Linked DNA regions of Homo sapiens: region 2 is linked to region 1. Evidence: chromatin loops called from intact Hi-C (ENCODE). Cell type or tissue: ascending aorta. All regions are shown on one strand. Each heading gives the region's core, and the rest is flanking DNA. Links, peaks and the distances in the headings are about the cores only.

Evidence for each region. Peaks named below come from ENCODE experiments on the same cell type or tissue, not always from the same donor. Only the 100,000 strongest peaks of a DNase experiment are listed, where the experiment ranks them.
Region 2: it touches region 1 in a loop (3.0-fold over the local background); 6 of 110 quality-filtered maps call a loop at or near these places.

What each region holds. Positions count from the first base shown.
Region 1 is chr12:93,298,327-93,308,929 of GRCh38, forward strand. The region is part of intron 2 of LOC643339 (a long non-coding RNA gene); the gene reads right to left. Among named protein-coding and RNA genes, the nearest start is that of NUDT4, 74 kb to the right of the region's middle. RefSeq lists enhancers at 4,750-4,809, 4,830-4,879. In ascending aorta, for the core only: no CTCF peak of the experiment used is centred there; a DNase peak (open chromatin) is centred at 4,495; H3K27ac peaks cover 3,747 bases.
Region 2 is chr12:93,231,216-93,241,818 of GRCh38, forward strand. The region is part of intron 2 of LOC643339 (a long non-coding RNA gene); the gene reads right to left. Among named protein-coding and RNA genes, the nearest start is that of LINC02412, 62 kb to the left of the region's middle. RefSeq lists a silencer at 724-924. In ascending aorta, for the core only: no CTCF peak of the experiment used is centred there; DNase peaks (open chromatin) are centred at 3,506, 6,306 and 6,586; H3K4me3 peaks cover 291 bases; H3K27ac peaks cover 4,702 bases.

The sequences.
Region 1 (10,603 bases), core at 984-8,983:
GGCTGGCTAATGCAGGAGGATCACTTGAGCCCAAGCATTCAAAACCAGCCTGGTCAACATAGCGAGACCTGTCTTGAAATAAACAAACAGCCAGCACAGAAAGACAAACTTCACATGTTCTCACTTAGTTGTGGGAGCTGAAAATTAAAATAATTGAACTCGTGGAGACAGAGAGTAGAAGGATGGTTACCAGAGGCTGGGACGGGTAGGTGGGGGTAAGGGGGTAGCAAGGATGGTTACAAAAAAATACAAAGAATGAAAAAGATCTAGCATTTGCTAGCACAACAGGAGGACTATAGTCAAATATAATTTAATTGTACATTTTTAAATAACTAAAAGAGCATAATTGGATTGTTTGTAACACAAACGATAAATACTTGAGGTGACGGATACCCCTGATGTGATTATTACACATTGCACACTTGTATCAAAATATTTCATGTAACCCATAAGTATATACACCTACTATGTACCCACAACAATTAAAAATTAAAAAAAATTAATAAAGGAAACAAAAATCGGGGGGCTTGCGGGTTCACAAGAGATTATTTGGGAGAAGGCCTAGTTCAAAATGAACACTGAATGTTTGCAGATTGAATCAATAAATGCATGAGTGGCTGGCTAAGCTAGTGGGCCCATGGCAAGCCCAGGAGAGAGAAGACAGGGAGCAGACCACCAGAAGCTTATTCTTATGCTTCTCTAGTCTCAGTCAAATTTGGGTCAAAAAAATAGAGGACACATCTAGGTACCTTAGGGCCCCTTTGTCCAGACCTGTGCATTGGAACAATATGAGAATCAGCACCTCCCCACCTACATTTCATAATAAAGATCGTAGGAGTTTTCTCAATTGCTAACAGTCAGTTACAGTTGGAACTGCTTGTTCTCCTCTTTCTCCCCTTCTTACAACTGCACTTGACTAGTCTTATTTATTTTTTTTCTTTAAAAAGATCATATAAGCTCCTAGGCCTTTCTAAGCTTAAAAAAGCTGAAACTCACTAAGGGGAAGAGAACTGTGAACATGCTGCATGATAACTTCCATATGAACTAGTAAAACTTCCCTAAACATATGGTTGTTATCATAGATAGCATCATTGTTTCAGGGAGCACTTACTGAAAGGCTACTACGTACCTACAGACCTCATGTTGATGCAGAACAGGTGCTTGATCCTAAACGGTGGTGACAGTTCACATAGACAGAGAGCACTGGGTGAAGAGTCAGGAAATATGAATTCCAGTCCTGGCTCAGACACTAAGTGGCTTTAGGAAATAGGCATTCCAAGCAGAGAATAACTTGTGAGCCATCACAGACTGACAAGAAAAAGCATGTGTGAGATCAAGAAACTATAAGCAGCATGGTGCTCAGTAGAATCGCTGGGCAGGAGTGGCTAATACTTATTGAGGGCTCAGTAAATAGTTGTTGAATGAACGAATGAGGGGGAGGAAGATACAGATCACAGAGGATCTTATATTCATTCTATGCTAAGAAACATGAATGTCTCGGCCAGGCATGGTGGCTCATACCTGTAATCCCAGCACTTTGGGAGGCCAAGGCAGGTGGATCACATGAGGTCAGGAGTTTGAGAGCAGCCTGGACAACATGGTGAAAGCCCTCTCTACTAAAAATACAAAAATTAGCCAGGCGTGGTGGCGGGTGCCTGTAATCCCAGCTACTCAGGAGGCTGAGGCTGAAGAGTCGCTTGAACCCGGGAGGCAGAGGTTGTAGTGAGCGGAGATCGCACCATTGCACTCCAGCCTGGGCAACAAGAGCGGAACTCTGTCTCAAAAAAAGAAAAGAAAAGAAACATGAATGTCTCTTGGAGGCAATGGAGAACCACTGAGGACAGAGGACTTTATTCAGACTTAGGTTGTAGCTAGGGGCTGTGCTACATAAGGAGTTAATTTAGGAGAACAAGGAATTACACAGAAAGACCCATTAAGGCCGGTCGTGGTGGCTCAAGCCTGTAATCCTAGCACTTTGGGAGGTGGACGCAGGAGGATCACTTGAGGCCAGGAGTTCCAGACCAGCTTGGCCAACATAGCGAAATCCCATCTCTACTAAAAATACAACAAAAAATTAGCCAGGCGTGGTGGCACACGCCTGTAGTCCCAGCTATTCAGGAGGCTGAGGCAGGAGGATCGCTTGAACCCAGGAGGCAGAGGTTGCAGTGAGCTGAGATAGTGCCACTGCACTCCAGCCTGAGTGACAGAGTGAGACTCCATCTCAAAAAAAAAAAAAAAAAGAAAAGAAAAGAAAGAAAGACCGGTGAAGAAGCAATGATCAAAGAGAGGGAGAAGAGCAAATGGCTTGGAGAAACCAGACCTGAAACAGACAGCACTTGCTGGGTGATTAGATGAGGGAGATAAGTGGAAGAAAAATTGAATCATGGGCTTTTAGGGTAATAAAGTTCTTGATAGTAACACTAGTTTACATAGAAAGTGCATAAAGTGCAAGTAACTGATAACTTCGGTTTGGAATGTTAAGTGGAATATCCATGTGGAAATAAACCAGAGCTAACATTTACTGAGCCTTTCCCATACGCCAAAAGCTGTTTTAAGTCCCCTACAGATGTGAACTTGTGTAATCCTGCAACAGCCCCATGAGATAGGTACTATTATTAGAGTCCCTTTTTTAGACAAGGAAAACAAGGTACAGAGAGTTTAAGTAACTTCTCAAGGTCACACAGCTGGTCAGTGGCAGAGTCAGATTCAAACTCGGACAATCAACTCCAAATCCCACTTTCTTAACCTCTGTGTAAATGGGTATTTGCCATATAGTGAGGGCACAAAGCCATCACTCTACCTCTTCTTGGAGAAGTAAAAAACAAAAAATAATCAAATCAAAGTGATGATTTACATTTTTTAAGCACACGAAATGCAAGAATTCCAACCATCAGATTGTGAATGCCATTATTTTTGGTGCTGTAAAACATATTAATAGTTAAATCTAAGTCTACATTTTAATATACATCTAGTCTCCAAAGCAAACAAGATGTAATGTGATTTGTAATATGCACTTGTCAAGTCCTGCTTTATTTATTTATATATTTATTTATTTATTTATTTATTGAGACAGAGTCTTGCTCTGCACCCAGGCTGGAGTGCAGTGGCAGGAGCTTGGCTCACTGCAACCTCTGCCTCCTGGGCTCAAACGATCCTCCCACCTCAGCCTGCCAAATAGCTGGGATCACAGATGCATGCCACCACATCAGCTATTTTTTTGTATTTTTAGTAGAGACGGGGTCTCGCCATGTTGCCCAGGCTGATCTCAAACTCCTGAGCTCAAGTAATCCGCCAGCCTTGGCCTCCCAAAGTGCTGGGATTACAGGCATGAGCCACTGCGCCCGACCCTAAATCATGCTTTTTTATATAATCTATTTAGAGTAAATTAAGTAGCATACGTCATTTGTTTAAGGAAAAGTTAAAGCTGGTGTTTATATGCATTATAAGTATTATTACAGAACATATTAAGACATACTTCAATATAATCTTTAAAAACATAATTCTCTTAAGTTGATTTTTTCTTTTTTTTTGAGACAAAGTTTCACTCTTGCCCAGTGAAGCAGCATGATCATAGCTCACTACAGCCTCAACTTCCTGGGCTTAAGCAATCCTCCTGCCTCAGGCACCTGAGTAGCTGGGACTATAGGTGCCCATCATCATGTCAGGCTAATTTTGAAAAATTTTTTTTTTTTGAGACGGAGTCTTGCTCTGTTGCCCCAGGCTGGAGTACAGTGGCGAGATCTCAGCTCACTGCAACCTCTGCCTCCCAGATTCAAGTGATTCTCCTGCCTCAGCCTCTTGAGTAGCTTGGACTACAGGCGCCTACCACCATACTTGGCTAATTTTTTTGTATTTTTAGCAGAGATGAGGTTTCACTATGTTGGCCAGGCTAGTCTCAAACTCCTGACCTCAGTTGATCTGCCCACCTCGGCCTCCCAAAGTGTTGGGATTACAGGCGTGAGCCACTGCACCAGGCCCTAATTTTTTTTTTTTTCTTTTGTAGAGATGAGGTCTCGCTATGTTGCCCAGGCTGGTCTTGAACTCCTGACCTCAAGCAATCTCTCACCTTGGCCTCCCAAAGTGCTACAGTTATAGGCATGAGCCACTGCACCTGGCATTAAGTTGATTTTTAAAAACCTAAAATAATTTCTTTATTTCCTAACTACTTTGCAGAAATAACATAATGACTTTAGTTCCTTAGAGGGGATCATAACATTATTTATTACTGTAAAATAGATTTGAATTTTAAAAGATCAGGAACTACTGCTTGGCACCGAGGTGTAATTTCTGCCATTTTGAGACATATTCCATAACCCAGGGATCCCCACAAACAACTACGACAAGAATAAATATGAGATCCTTTCCATTCCAGGGTTTGTGGTAGAGGGTTTAGCTTTGACTTGGACCCCTTACTGAGTGACTAACCATTACACAGACAGAGCTTGTGACCTCATGGACATGCTCAGCTGGTGAGCTATTCTGCCAGGAGCTCAGTGCTATTTTCATTTGGCTTTAATCTTTCCTAGATCAAGACATAGCCTTCTTTGAAAAGCCAGGTTTAGTAAGATATACACATGACGTATTCTCAGAAATGAAAGAAAACACTTTTAGCTTCCTTCCCTAGTTACCAAAACTCTAGAACTTACTGTAACCCTAATAGCAGCCAAAAAGAAGGTCTTTTCTCTTGACCCTTGGCTGACCCTTCTTCCACTTCCACGAATTTTCTCCCTCTTTCTGGCTATGGCATAAGTTTTGTTCCCCTTGAGATTCAGCCCTTAACAGAAATAATTCAGGCAGGGTAACAGAATGTTCTAGAGCACTCAGCCATGACTACTGAGCACTCAAAATATAGCTACAGTGACAGAGAAAGGAGATTGTAATTAATTTAAACTTTAATTTGAAAACTTGGACCAGATTTAGTTATTGAAGAACTTCTACATAATTTAGTTATTGGAGAATTTCTGCATATGTTTGGAATAACTTTGATATGTAAATCTACTTTTTCAACTGTAAATTTTGTGAAACCTAAATTTTATAAAATCTAATTTTATGAAATTTTATGAAATCTAAATACAGACCAAGTATTTCCAATGAAAATTTAGTCTCCAAACCGAGATGTGCTATGTGTTACATCCACACCAGATTTCAAAGACTTAGCACAAAAAAAGTAACTGTCTCATTAATAGTTTTTATATTGATTACATGTTGAAATGATAATATTTTGGCTATATTGGGTTAAAGGAAATATATTATTAAAATTAATCTCACATGGTTCTTTTTACTTTTTAATGTGGCTATTAGAACACTTTAAATAATATATGGGGCTCACATTATTTCTATCAGATGGTGATGGTCTACAGCATGGGTGATAGTGTCACAGAGACTAAGCTCCCCCGACTTGCTGGCTGTGTGACTTTAAGCCATCTTCTTAACCTCTTTATTATTTTATTTTATTTTATTTTTGAGACAGAGTCTCACTCTGTCGCCCTGGCTAGAGTGCAGTGGCACAATCTTGGCTCACTGCAACCTCTGCCTCCCGGGTTCAAGCGATTCTCATGCCTCAGCCACCTGAATAGTTGGGATTACAAGCATCTGCCACCATGCCTGGCTAATTTTTGTATTTTTAGTAGAGACGGGGTTTCACCATGTTGCCCAGGCTGGTCTCGAACTCCTGGCCTCAGGTGATCCACCCACCTAGGCCTCCCAAAGTGCTGGGAGTACAGGTGTCAGCCACCGTGCCTGGTCTACTTAGCCTCTTTAAACTTCTGTTTACTCATCTGCAAACTGAAGAAAATATTGGCCGGGCGTGGTGGCTCACTCCTTTAATCCCAACACTTTGGGAGACCAAGGCAGGCGGATCGCCTGAGGTTAGGAGTTCGAGACCAGCCTGACCAACATGGAGAAACCCCATCTCTATTAAAAATACAAAATTAGCTGGTCCAGATGGCGCATGCCTGCAATCCTAGCTACTCGGGAGGCTGAGGCAGGAGAATTGCTTGAACCTGGGAGGTGGAGGTTGCTGTGAGCCAAGATCACGCCATTGCACTCCAGCCTTGGTAACAAGAGAGAGACTCCATCTCAAAAAAAAAAGAAAGAAAGAAAAGAAAATATTACAATTTTCTGAATAGGCATACAGTGAATTTTACATGAGACAGTGAGCATAAACTGTGCCTGACTTATAGTAAAATATTCTGCAAATATTCACTTTTATTATCATTGTTATTATTCTCTAGCAATCATCCAGATGTTTAGCAAAAGAATGCCTCAAAATAAATATTAGTTCCCTATGGGTTGCCTCTTGTATCTCATGACTAGATAAATTGTAACCTCATTTTCCAAAATGAAAAAAAAGGGACTTGAGGTCAGATACAGGTTTTTCTCATATTTGTCAGTTTTTTAGTATTTAAAAAATCACTTTTTTTAGTTGATGAAATGCTTTTGGGGGGGGGGGGATTAAAATAATGAAATTACTTAAAACCCAGACTTCCCTGAAAAATCTAGGGCATGAGTTTTACTCCTAATAAATAGTGATTCTCAATATCTCAAATAATCCAAACTTAGCAATCCTTCGTTTAGATTCAATTTTGGCCAGGTGTGGAGGCTCATGCTTGTGATTCCAGCATTTGGGGAGGCTGAGACAGGAGGATTGTTTGAACCCAGGAGTTCGAGACCAGCCTGGGCAACATAGTAAGACCCCATCTCTACTAAAAATAAAACATTAGCTGGGTGTGGTGATGTATGCCTGTGGTCCCAGCTATTCAGGGGGCTGAGGTGGGAAAACAGCTTCAGCCTGGGGGTCATGCCACTGCACTCCAGCCTGAGTGACAGAGGGAGACCCTGTCTCAATAATAATAATTAGATTCAGTTTTGAAGACTAAAGTTTCATTAATGTCCACAGTTTTTGCAGCGGAGGGGCAGAATTAAAGAGACTTCCAAATAAATGGGCTGAATATACATTAGGGACATCTGCTTTGAGAAAAATGGAGAAGTACATTTCCCTATTCCTTCTGCAAAGTACAACTGAAAATCATGGACCTTATATATAAAGGTGGAAAGAAGAATGCAGACTACTAGGAATCTCAGGACCCAAAGAATGACATAGCAGTGAATTCCCTGGGTTTCTTTATTGCCTCTTATATCCCAAACTGTGCTGGAGCTGGAGAAGGTAGATGCACAGAATGCCAATGGATACAGACAAAGAAAGTCCAAAACAAGCCTGATGTCTCTAGCCAAAGGACCAGGAAAAGAGAAGGTTAGCCAAACAGCAAGACAGAAAACTTTTCGATAATAACCACTCTACTCCAGCTAAACATCATAGAAAAACTCTGACTCCACCTCCACCCATGCCAGCAAAGGTAAAGGAGGGAGTCTGGACTTCCACTTCTGTTAATGGGGCACCCTTCCCCTTCTCCACTGGGATGGTGTCAGAGTAGCTCTAGTGGAGATAATAAGACTTTTTCCAGTGCTCAAAAGTAACAAGGCTACTCCAATGCTTGTGGTATCAGTGGAGGCAACATGGGGAGCCAGAATTCCCACCTACACCCGGCACTAATGAGGAGCCCTTTCTGTCCTGAGGATGTTAATGGATGCTGAGTGGGGAACCTGGATTTCTACCACACCTGGCATTAATAAAGAGGTGGCTCCCTCACCACCAGCCAGAGTGGTATTAGAAGAAGCCAGCTAAAACAGAAGGCTTAAATAAGATCCAGAGTCCCATAACACAATACCCAAATGTCCAGGTTTTGATAAAAAAACATTCATCATAGTAAGAACAAGAAAAATCTTAACTTATCTAAAAATATAACCAATAGGTGCCAACACTGACATGACAGAGATACTAGAATTATCTAACAAATATTTGTAAACAGCTATTATAAATATGCTTCAATTAGCCATAATAAACATATTTAAACAAATGAAAAAAATAGAAAGTCTCAGCAAAGAAATAGAAGATTTAAAGAAGCACCAAATGGAAATTTGGAACTGAAAACTACAACGATAGAAATTAAAAACTCAGCGGACGAGCTCAACAGCAGAATGGAGGAGACAATAGAAGTAAACAGTGAACTTGAAGATAGATAACTAGAAATTACCCAGTCTGAACAACAGAAAGAAAATAGATACCCCACCCCCCATAAATTAACAGAGCAATAAGGATCTATAGATTATTTTAAACAGTCTAACATTAATATCACTGGAGTCCCAGAAGAAGAGAAGAAAGAAGATGGAGCTGAAAAAAGTATTTGAAGAAATAATGGCTAAATATCTCAAGTTTGGCAAAAGATGTAAACCTAGAGATTTAAGAAGCTCAATGCACCTCAACAAGAAAAACCAAATGAAATCCATGCCAAGACACATCATAGTCAAACTTGGGAAAACTAAAGACAGAGAAAAAATTATTAAATTAAGTCTCTTCCATGCTTCATGACCAAAAAGAAAAAAAAAAGTAATGAAAGCAGTGAAAGAGAAATAACACCTTACTCACAGGAGAAAACAATTCTAATGACAACAGATTTCTCATCAGAAATCATGGAAGCCAGAAGGAAGTGGCACAGTGTTTTTCAAGTGCTGGAAGGAAAGAACTATCAATCCAGAATTCTATATCCAGAGAAAATATCTTCAGGAATGAAGGGAAAACTTAGACATTCTCACATGTAAGAAAACTAAGATAATTTGTCATCATCAGACATAAACTAAAAGATAGGCTAGGCTGGGCACAGTGGCTCACGCTTTTAATCCCAGTACTTTGGGAGGCCAAGGCGGGCAGATCATGAGGTCAGGAGTTCGAGACCAGCCTGGCCAACATAGTGAAACCCCGTTTCTACTAAAAATACAAAAAAATTAGCCGGGTGTGGTGGCACACGCCTGTAGTCCCAGCTACTCGGGAGGCTGAGGTGGGAGAACTGCTTGAACCCGGGAGGCAGAGGTTGCAGTGACCTGAGACCATGCCATTGCACTCCAGCCTGGGTGACAGAGTGAGACTCCGTCACAAAAAAAGAGAAAAAAAAAAAGTGCTAAAGGAAGTTTCCTAAACAGAAAAACAACAACAAAAAAATGATAAAAGCAGTAATCTTGGAACATCAGGAAGAAACAGTAAAATTATGAGTAAATATAATGGATTCTTCTTCTCCACTTAAGTTTCCCAGATTCTTTTAAATAGCTAAAGCAAACATAACAGTGATGTGGTTCTAAATGCATATAGATGGGCTATTTAAGATTTATGGGCTGGGCGCAGTGTAATACCAGCACTTTGGGATACCAGGGTGGATGGATCGCTTGAGCCCAGGAATTTAAGACCAGCCTGGGCAACATGGCAAAACCCCATCTTTACTAAAAATACAAAAATTAGCCAGGCACCAGGAATCATGCCTGTAATCCCAGCTACTCAGGGGCTGAGGCAGGAGGATCACCTGAGCCTTGGGAGGTTGAGGCTGCAGTAAGCCATGATTGCACCACTGCCCTCCACCCTGGGTGACAGAGTGAGACCCTGTCTCAAAAAAAAAAAAAAAAGAATTATAAATATGGAGAGTAAAAAGACATAAGGAGAAGTAAGGTTTCTATGCTTCACTTAAACTGCTAAAATGTCAATTCCAGTAGACAGTGATAAGTTATGTATATATAACCACTAAAAATACTATGCAAAGATACACTTAAACGCACTAAGTTGTTTTTGTTTTTTGTTTTTTTTTTTTTTGAGACAGAGTCACACCGTCGCCCAGGCTGGAGTCTAGTGGTGCGATCTCAGCTCACTGCAAGCTCCGCCTCCCTGGTTCACGCCATTCTCCTGCCTCAGCCTCCCGAGTAGCTGGGACTACAGGCACCTGCCACCATGCCCGGCTAATTTTTTTTTGTATTTTTAGTACAGACGGGGTTTTACTGTGTTAGCCAGGATGGTCTCAATCTCCTGACCTCGTGATCCGCCGGCCTTGGCCTCCCAAAGTGCTGGGATTACAGGTGTGAGCCACCACGCTCGGCCTAAATGCACTAAGTTTTAATAACCCATAGGAAGTTAGAAAAAAAACAGAAACATAAAACTGAGAGAAAACAAAAGATACAAAATACAAAAAATAAAATGTCAGGCACAAGTCCTATCACATCAATAATTATATCCAGTGTAAACGACCTAACACACCAATGAAAAGACAGAGATTTGCAGAGTAGACGAAAAAACATGACCCAACTATACATGTGTCTACAAGAAATTCCAATTATAATTAGATAGGTAGATTCAAAGTAAACAAATAGAAAAAATATATCTCATCTAAACATTAATCAAAAGAAAGCAGGAGTTGCTATATTAATATCAAATAGAGTAGACTACTGAGTAAAGAAAATTACCAGAGATGGGGCAAAACATTCCATAATGATAAAAGGGTTAGTCCATCCAGAAGACGTAGCTTCCTAAATGTGTGTGCAACAAACAACAGAACTGCAAAATGTGAAACACAAACTGATAGAACTGAAAGAATAAATAGACAAATCCACACTAATAGTCATAAACTTCAATGCCTTCTCTCAACAACTGATAGAACAAGCAGACAGAAAATTGGCAGGGATGTAGAAGAAGTCAGGAATACTTTGTTTGTTTCCTTGAGACAGGGTC
Region 2 (10,603 bases), core at 1,835-9,834, 66 kb before region 1:
CGCGGGAGGCAGAGGTTGCACTGAGCCGAGATCACTCCACTGCACTCCAGCCTGGGTGACAGAGCAAGACTCCATCTCAAAAAAAAAAAAAAAAATTAGCCAGGCATGGTGGCACATGCCTGTGGTCCCAGCTACTTGGGAAGCTGAGGCAGAAGAACCACTTGAACCCGGGAAGCAGAGGTTGCAGTGAGCCAAGATCATGCCACTGCACTCCAGCCTGGGTGACAGAGCGAGACTCCATCTCTAAATAAATAAATAAATAAGTGTTGGAAATTTATTCAAAATAATTTCAAACACTGTGAAAGACAATGTGTCCACAGGCAGCCCCATTTGTGATCTCTTCCCCCAGAAGCATACTAGATAAAACTTCACAACGATTACTCCTCAGAGCCTCCCTAACTTTACCCCATTCTCACCTTCCCTCCCTCACCCTCACGTCAACTGCTCTCCACTTTGAGTTACTAACGCAATTGATATGTGCCTCTGTTACACTGCTTATGACATTATATGGTAGTTATGTTGTTGCTGTTTGCTGTTGTTTTCTTTTAACATATCCATCAGCTCTGCTAAAAAATAATTAATAATTCAATGTGGAATCCTGAGGTTGGGGCTGTCATAGTTTGAGGAAATCAGTTTGAATCCCAGCCCTGATGAGACAACTTTGGGTGGGTTTTCACATCTAAAATGTGAGTGAATTATAATAATGGATAACATGGTTGTTGCATTGTCAGCCTTGCAGGAGAAGCCATCACCTCGAATTCACATGTGCAGGGGACACTGCAATAGAACTTTCTTTGCCTTGATGTAAACTGATGTCAATTGGACAGATGTTTCTTGGATACCATCTATTCCCTTTTGCTGCAGCCTCTTAATGGCCCTCTCAAGCTTCTCAAACTAGGCATGTTCCATATGCTGGGAAAAGTCATGCTCTGTTTGACAGTCACCTTCCGAGGGCCTCTGATAGCAGAACTCGGTGAGGATTATGGAGATAGATTGATGGGGAGATCAGCCATCTTGCTGCCACACACACCTTGACAGAGAGATTTACTGCCTCTCCAATATCGCTTCCGAATCAACTTTTTTTTTTTTTTTTTAATGGGTTCTCACTCTGTCGCCCAGGCTGGAGTGCAGTGGCACAAACATGGCTTACTGCAGCCTCAGCCTCCTGGGCTCAAGGAATCCTCCCACTTCAGCCTCCCAAGTAGCTGGGACTACAGGCATATGCCACCACACCCAGCTAATTTTTGTATTTTTTGTAGAGACAGGGTTTCACCATGTTGCCCAGGGTGGTCTCAAACTCCTTGGCTCAAGTAATCCACCAGCCTCAGCCTCCCAAAGTACTGAGATTACAGGCCTGAGCCACTGCACCCAGCCCAAATCAATTTTTGCTGTTCATTCCCAAGAGGAGAAAACATTAAAAGGTTTTCCTTTTTTCCATTTTTCCTTTCTTTTCCCCTCAACCTCCCTTCTTCACCCTTATACCATCCTCCTTCCTTCTGGCACTGGTTCCCCCTCAAGCAAAAAGATAACGTGTACCTCCAGGATTCTTGATAATCAAACACCATATGATTTCTATCAGCTGAATGCCTGGCAAAGCAATACTTCCCTCATCAAAAATTAAAACTGGAGTGGCATTTACTTTCCTCCAATATCACCTAAGAAGTTATAGTAGGACACGAAGCCAGAAACTTCTCAATCTCAGCTTTTAGTTGAGATTATTTTGCCCATTGGATTATGGAGCTCTTTCAATGGTGAAGTTAGTAAATTTAAATTATCGGGAAATTAACCTTTAACCCCATTGAAATGGTCAGAGTAATTCTCAATCTACAGAAGGAAAAAACAAAACATGGCAACTGAGTGATTTGTTCTATTACAAATCCTGTACAAGGAATAATTTGGAAACTGGGTGGCTTGTTCCAACTGACTATAAAAGTTGAGCAAATAGTCAAAATGCCTATTATGCTAATTTTTCTTTTTTTCTGGATTCTATGCATAAGGCCAGTGTGAACTTAAAGCTCTAGTTCTTTCATGCCTGTAATAAACCAAAAGTTTCTGCTCAGAGCAGAGTACAGAATTAGAATTGCCCATTTGTCCTTTTTTACTATTCTTTTAAGACTTTTGCAGGTTCACAAATGATATAACAGGACACTCATGAACGCTGAGCTACAGCAACAGAGACACATGTGTATCTGTAGTCAGACCTTCCCACAAGGCTTCAGGAAGAAACCTTGAGTGCAGACTGATTTTTTTAAATTAAGATTATGGGTAGTAGGCCAGGCGTGGTGGCTCACGCCTGTAATCCCAGCACTTTGGGAGGCCAAGGTGGGTGGATCACAAGGTCAGGAGTTTGAGACCAGCCTGATCAATGTGGTGAAATCCCATCTCTACTAAAAATACACACAAAAAAAATTAGTTGGGTAGCGCGCACCTGTAATCCCAGCTACTCAGGAGGCTGAGGCAGGAGAATTGCTTCAACCCGGGAGGCAGAGGGTGCAGTGAGCCAAGATTGCGCCACTGCACTCCAGCCTGGGGCAACAGAGCAAGACTCTGTCTCAAAAAAAAAAAAAAAAAAAAAATTATGGGTAGTGGGTGGAATATTGAGAGTTTATATGAGCCAGGCACTTTCTAGATGCTTTATAAGGTCCCATCATCTTCACAACAACTCCAAAAGGTAAATACTAGCATTATTTGCATTTTGCCAGTAAAGAAAATGAGGCATAGGGAGGCTGAAAGGCCCCTCTACTATGTGTCTGAATTGGAACCAGGAAGGCCCATTTCAAAGCCCACAATCTTGAACACTCCGCAGGCTAAAGCCTCAGAACCATGTCTTTCTCTCAATCTGGTTGGTTAGTGATGCAAGAAAATGGATAGTCACATATACCTTTGTGTCATTTATATTCCTTTTGTGGAGAAATATGCTTGCATTTATTTATGACAAAAATCTGGCTGGGTGCGGTGGCTCACGTCTGTAATCCCAACATTTTGGGAGGCTGAGGTGGGCAGATCACCTGAGGTCAGAAGATCAAGATCAGCCTGGTCAACATGGTGAAACCCCATCTTACTAAAAATACAAAAATTAGCCAGGCATGATGGAACATGCCTGTAATCCCAGCTACTCAGGAGGCTGATACAGGAGAATTGCTTAAACCAGGGAGGCAGAGGTTGCAGTGAGCCAAGATTGCACCACTGGCTCTCCAGCCTGGGCAATGGAGTGAGACTCTGTCTCAAAAAAATAAATAAATAAACATAAAATAAAGTAAAATAAATAAATAAATAAAAATTAAAAAATCTAGAGTGGCTAACCTAGATGGAAGTTTGCCTGTGGACACACGAAAGGGGGCTGGCCACTCCATGGTTTTAGGCAGGTTTCTCTAAGGGGACAAGGTTTGAGAAAAGCTCTCAACAAAGAGAAGGATGGGGGTTGGCAGATGTGGAAAAAGAGCTTCCTCTTGCCTGTTCCTGGCACCTCGGCCCCAACCCAGATGTAGAGAGCTTGACTTCAGAGACTGCTGCCAACCAGGCAGGAATGGGGCCAGGGGTGACAGCTGGCTTGGGAAAGGTGGAGGCTGCCCAAACTTTAGGAAAACTCTTTATCTTGGCAATGGCAGGTCTTCCCATTCATCATGGAAAGGTAAATATAGGAAGCCATGAGATAACCATCTGCTAATGAGGGTTTACTTTACTAAGGCAGTTCTTACTTACAGATCAATCCCTGGCAAGTAGTTGGTATTTCCCATTGTTAGGGAAAATAGATTTGTCCTCCAAGATACTCTCAATACTTCAAATCTGACACTAAATAAAAGAACAAACAGTGTTTTCTATGCTCACACTCAGCACAGAACACTTCTGTGACCAGATGTGTGGCCTGTTCCCATGCCAGACAATTCTCCAATTCCCACGCCAGACAATTGTAGGACAACTGGGTGTCCTACAATTTAATTCAATTCAGACACTATGTACCTGGAAGTAGCGTCAGATCCCACAGGTTCAGGGCTCAGTACCACAAGACTTCTCCCCACCTCTCCCCCACACTTCAGACACCAATCATGAGCCCAAGTTGTCACTGGTGCCTCTGACTGATTGGCTGTAAATCAGAGCTTCCCAGAACCCATCTCAGGTTCCATCGTTTCCTAGAATGGCTCACAGAACTCAGAAAAACATTTTGCTTACTAGACTACCAGTTTATTACAAAGGGTACTGATAGGGACAGGAGGCAGAGAAATTCTAGGCAGAAAAGGGCAGGGTCCCTGGTGAAGCCCCACCTTCAAGCATGGAACCATAACCTAAAGTGAAAACGTGCATTCCTGCTTTCCCGCTCAAATGTTGCCTTTTCCAAAACCACACACGGCCCTCTCCACCCCCCATCCTGTACCCATAAAAACCCCTAACCCAACTGGTGGAGGGCAGAGAAGGGGAGAAGAGAAGAAGCAGATGGACGTCAGAGACTGCGGTTGCACATCAGAGAGAAGCAGCTTGACTTTAGAGGGACAGCTTGACGGTGTTGCTTCAGAGAGGAGTCCAGCTGGGTATGGCTGTACTCCAGGGGAAGATCACCTTCCTGCTCCATCCCCCTTCCAGCTTCCCTTCCCACTGAGAACCACTTTCATTGGCAATAAAATCCTCCACATTCACCACCCTTCAATTCGTTCATGCAACCTGAGTTTTCCTGGACACCAAACAAGAGCTTGGGTGCCACAAGTGCAGACACTAAAGGCTGTTATGCTGATCCTCTGCCCTCATGAATAGGTAGAGGGCCCACTGAACTGTTTAACACTTAAGGCATCTGTGGACAGCAATGCTAAAAGACCACTGTAACACACGCCCTCTGGGGCTTCATGGGTCACAGGGACCACACCCCCTCTCCGCCCAGATGCTGTCACAGGGCCTCACAGAGTTTTGCTCCTGCTGGCGCCCAAAAACGCTTACTCCAGCTCCTGCACCCGCTCACCTGCATGCTCCCCCTCCCTCAAGGGGTTAAGAGCTGCAGGCTGAGTAAGGGAAGCACCCCATCACAAGGGTCAAGGGAAATTTCTTGTCTCAGTACAACTCAGAAACAGCCAGATGGAACAGATATGTTGCCCTTGCATATGGGAAGATACTGGACACAGGGTGCAGAGCTTCCTTGCCCTCTCCAGGTATGCCACCCACCAGGCACCTCCGCAAGGTCAGCAACCCACAAACTCTCTGAGCCCATCCTTCTGAGTTTTTAAGGAAGCTTCATTACTGCATAGGCATGATCGATTACATCACTTGCCATCAGTGATCAACCCCCTCAGCCTTCAGCCCCTCTCCCCTTACCTGGAGGTAAGAGTTGAGTGGTGGGGCTGAAAGTCCCAACCCTCTAATCACATGATTGTTTCCCCTGGCAACCAGCCACCCTACCTCCACCCCACCCTGCTTGTCCAGAGGCCATCCAGAAGCCCCCAGCCTTCAGTCATCTCATTAACATACAAAAAGACACTTATCACTAAGGAAATTCCAGGATATTTAGTTAGTTAGTTAGTTAGTTTTTGAGACAGAGTCTCACTATGTTGCCCAGGCTGGAGTGCAGTGGCATAATCTCGGCTCACTGCAACCTCCATCTCCTGGGTTCAATCGATTCTCCTGCCTCAGCCTCCCAAGTAGCTGGGATTACAGGTGTGCACCACCATGCCCAACTAATTTTTGTATTTTTAGTAGAGACAGGGTTTCACCATGTTGGCCAGGCTGGTCTCAAACTCCTCAAGTGATCTGCCCACCACGGTCTCCCAAAGTGCTGGGATTACAGGCATGAGCCACCACACCCAGCCAATTCCAGGGGTTTTAAGAGCTGTCTGCCAGGAAATGGAGGCAGTGACCAAATATATTTTTGTTACTATATCACACCATGTACATTTTTAAAGGCCTGAGTGTCATTTCTAAAGAAAGGAGGGGGTAGTAGGGGCTGTCAGAAGTGGGTGCAACATTCTAAACACAGTTGCCCTCACTGGCATTATAAATCATTGCTGTTCATTTTTAAATAACTGTGCACAAGAAAAAAAAACAGCTTTAGAAACCTTTACAAATTTAGGTAAACTTGTCTGGAGTTTTTGGTTGTTTCGTTTGTGAAAAGCTGTTTTCACAATCCCAAGCATTGATAAATGAAAGCTACAGCATGCCTGCATAACCCAGGAAGGCTCTGGACAGATGACCTAGCTGAGAATGAGCCAGCACTTGTATCCACAGTTTCTACCTTCTAAAGATAGAAATAACTGGGCACGGGGCAGGGAAGGGTGTCCCACAGGGACATTTTGACCAATGCTAAAGAAATAAAGAGGACAGGAGCCCCCACCACAAGTTCAGCCAGATTCAGCCAGATGAGAATGGTAAGTGGGACTTCAGGGGAGCCAGAGCCAACAAGAGAGAAGTCCTCGGTCATGAGGGCATGAAATCAGAGGGACACCTTAGGGTGGCCTATTGGCCAGCTTTCAGTGTCCCATTGAAAAAGCATGGGTTGTTCCAAGCCACTGAGCAGCTGCCCTAGGGAGCATTCAGATACTTGCCCAATAGTCCACAGGGTGACCCACATTTTTGTTGCTGTTGTTGTTCTTTCAAGAGGATTGAGCAAGGCAGTCGACTGACAACTTGAAACCCAGCCCAGCTCACTGGCCTCATGGGGGTAGACCAGCCTGCTTTGTGTAGTACATCCAACTCTAAACTAGATTTCCTTGCTTCCTACTGGGCCAGTCCAATGTGATGCCCATGTCTTACAGTCTTCCAATAGTTTTAAAAAAAAGAAAATGGAAACAAAGGAAGGAAGGAGGGAAGGAAGGAGAGAAAGAAAGGATGGACAGACAAGCTGGATTTCTGCACCTAAGTATTCCAGTTAGGAGACAGGCCAAAGGCTGGGCTTACTTTACCCTCAAGACAATCTGTAATTGCCCAAGGGGTTCAGCTTACCCACTGCCTGGACAGAGTTAATTTCTCAAGACAGGGGGATTGCAATAGAGAAAGAGTAATCCATGTAGAGCCAGCTGTGTAGACTGGAGTTTTATTATTACCCAAATCAGTCTCCCTGAGCATTCAGGGAGCAGAGCTTTTAAGGGCAACTTGGTGGGTGGGGGGTAAGGCAGTGAGCCAGGAGTGCTGATTGGTCAGGGATGAAATCATAGAGAGCAGAAACTGGCTTCTTGGCTGGGCACGGTGACTCACGCCTATAATCCCAGCACTTTGGGAGGCTGAGACAGGTGGATCATTTGAGGTTAGGAGTTCGAGACCAGCCTGGCCAACATGGCAAAACCCCATCTCTACTAAAAATATAAAAATTAGCCAGGCATGGTGGTGCGCACCTGTAATCCCAGCTACTGGGGAGGCTGAGACAGGAGAATCACTTGAACCCAGGAGGCAGAGATTGCAGTGAGTTGAGATTGCACCACTGTACTCCAGCGTAGGTGACAGGGCGAGATTCTGTGTCAAAAAAAAAAAGAAGAAGCCAGCTTCTTGCACTGAGTCAGTTCCTGGGTGGGGGCCACAAGATCAGATGAGCCAGTTTATCAATCTGGCTGGTGACAGCTGATCCATCAAGTGCAGGGCCTACAAAATATCTCAAGCACTGATCTTAAGAGCAGTTTAGGAAGAATCAGAATATTGTATCCTCCAGCTGCATAACTCCTAAACCATAATTTCTAATCTTGTCGCTAATGTTAGTCCTGCAGAGACAACCTAGTCTCCAGGCAAGAAGGAGGTATGCTTTGGGGAAGGGCTGTTGTCATCTTTGTTTTAAACTATAAATTATAAACTAAGTTTCTCCCAAAGTTAGTTCAGCCTACGCCCAGGAATGAACAAGGACAGTTTGGAGGTTAGAAGCAAGATGGAGTCAGTTAAGTTAGATCTCTTTCACTGTCTCAGTCAAAATTTTGTAAAGGCGGTTTCAAATCCTATGAAGGAAATACTATTCCTTTTGTCTACAGATAAGAACATCAAGGCACAGAGTGCTTAAGTAATCTGCCTCAACCTGTCAATATTTTTTTAAAAGTCTATGTGGCTCTAGAATCCAGATGTTTAAACACTATCCTGTCCTCCCTCTCAATTAGATGATTAAAGTGGTTTGACAGTACCTGCTTTATAGAAAGAGTTCAATAAATATTGGCTACAATTATTATTCTCCTTTTATACATGGACCTTCATATTTTAGTTAAAATTATCAGCTAAGATTATCAGTTAATTAAAACATTTAAAATAATAATATAATAATTTGTCAAGTCATATTTCCTAGGAATTTCTACTAGGTTTAGGAAGTATCTCTGGTAGCCAGCCTCCAAGATGGCCGCCAACAATCCCTGCCTCCTGGTATTCACACCCTTGTATGGTCCTCTCCCATATGGTATCAGGGTTGATCTGTACAATCAATGGAATGCCACTTCTGAGACTAAGTTATAAGAAATTGTGACTTTTGCCTTTCTCACTTTCACAATAAGATCCCTAACTCAGGTGGGATAAGTTAGCTGCCATGTTGTGAGTAGCTCTATGGAAAGGCCCCTATAGTGAAGAACTGAGGCCACCTACCAACAGCCATGTGAACGGGCCATCTTGAAAGTGGATCCTTCCCCAGTCAAGCCTTCAGATGGGCACAACCCAGGAGAGACCCTGAGCTAGAACTACTCATGTATTAGTCCATTTTCATACTGCTATGAAGAAATACCTGAGACTGGGTAATTTATAAGGCAAAAAAAGTTTAACGAACTCACAGTTCCACATGGCTGGGAAGGCCTCACAATCATGGTGGAAGGCAAAGGAGGAGCAAAGGCACATCTTACATGGTGGCAGGCAAGAGAGCGTGTGTAGGGGAATTGCCATTTATAAAACCATCAGATCTAGTGAGACTTATTCTCTATCATAAGAACAGCATGGGAAAACCTGCCTCCATGATTTAATTACCTCCCACCAGGTCCTTCCTACAACATGTGGGGATTATGGGAGCTACAGTTCAAGATGAGATTTGGATGGGGACACAGACAAATCATATCAACCTAGCTAAGCCACCTCCAGACTTTCGAGCCCTTAAAAACAATATGAGATAACAAATGTGTATTGTTCAAATCCACTAAGTTTGGGGTCACTGTTATGCAGTGATACATAACTAATACATCATCTCTTCTAGAAGCCTTCAACTGACCCCCAGCATTCTGTGCCATATCATAGCACCTACTATATTCTGACTTACATCTTTTCCCTTCATTCTCCCATTCTAGATAATGAGATCAAGGACAGGGACTAGCTCATACTGATTTTTGAATTCCCAGGATCTAGCATAATGCTGCAATTGGTGTGGACTTCAATAAATGTATATTATTGAGCTGAACTATCTTCACTTACTGTACATCCTTTGTCCTTAAAATATAGTTTGCATTTCAGATTTCTCATGAATTCAGGTAGTTCCTGCCATCTAAACAATTAGGCCTGGTTTCACTCAACTAGTATTTGATTATTAAAGTCAATATTAAAATTGTACTATCCAAGATCTTAGACACATCTTTTTTATTTTTGCAATAGAATCATATCAACTTGTAACAGAAGAGGTTTGATAGTACGTAAGGTAGCAACATTCCTCTGTTTTCAAAGTAATTGTGCCATTAGCCCAGAATTTTTCTTTTTTCCAAATAGGATTAAATAACCTGGAGATAAAAGTAGTTCTCCAAAGGAAAAGGTAAAATAATTTCACAGAAAATATTTCCTGAGTTGGTCATATGACATCAGAGATTGGGATTAAAGATTTTATTTTTTTAACTCATTTAATTCATGGAATATAAATTTATTGTTATCAAAGATATCAGTTCAATTTTATTATTGAACCTGTAATTCATTCTATACTTTGATCCTGTGAAGACCAAATTCATCATTTTCTTCAAAAATGTCATATAAAACTTGAGTGATCAGTGACATTCTTTATTTTGTTTTTGTAAAATAAGGAAGACATTAAAGCCATATGAACTTCCTCAGTAAATGGAAAGCAGTCCACATCAATGCATTCCTCATCATGGTCATTACCAAGGGATTCACTACTTCTAGGAGGCTCTATCCTCAGCAAACAAACAATGGCCCACTTCATCATTTCCAAGTTGAAGTTCCTTGCCCCAAAATATACTACAATCCAACAAAGGAATGGACATCATTCTTGCTGATATGTCCCCAGATGACAGCATTCTTAAGAGAAGTTTCACAGCTCTGGATAATGTGAGTTTATCTGCAAGCATTGACACAATACACATTCAAGGGAAGTGGTGGTGGTCTTGGCATTGACACACAGTGGAAACTCAACAGTGACGTAGACTACAGTCAACACACATGTAACATCCTCAGGTTATATCCCACTTCAGTCTAGCCTGGCAGAAACAACTAAAATAAAATACATAAGCATGCAACATCCATATAATAAGTTCAGGAATTAAGGATGAGAATGAAAACCATCTATCCCATATACACAGCTTGGGAACTAAGGACTTGACCTGTCTCTCTAACTCTCTCCCTCTCAACACACACACACACTCACACACTCACTCACACACATACATACACTTTCTTTCCTACATTAACGTAAGTTTACTACTCCACTGTCTTCATTAGCATAACTTTACTATTCCAGGAG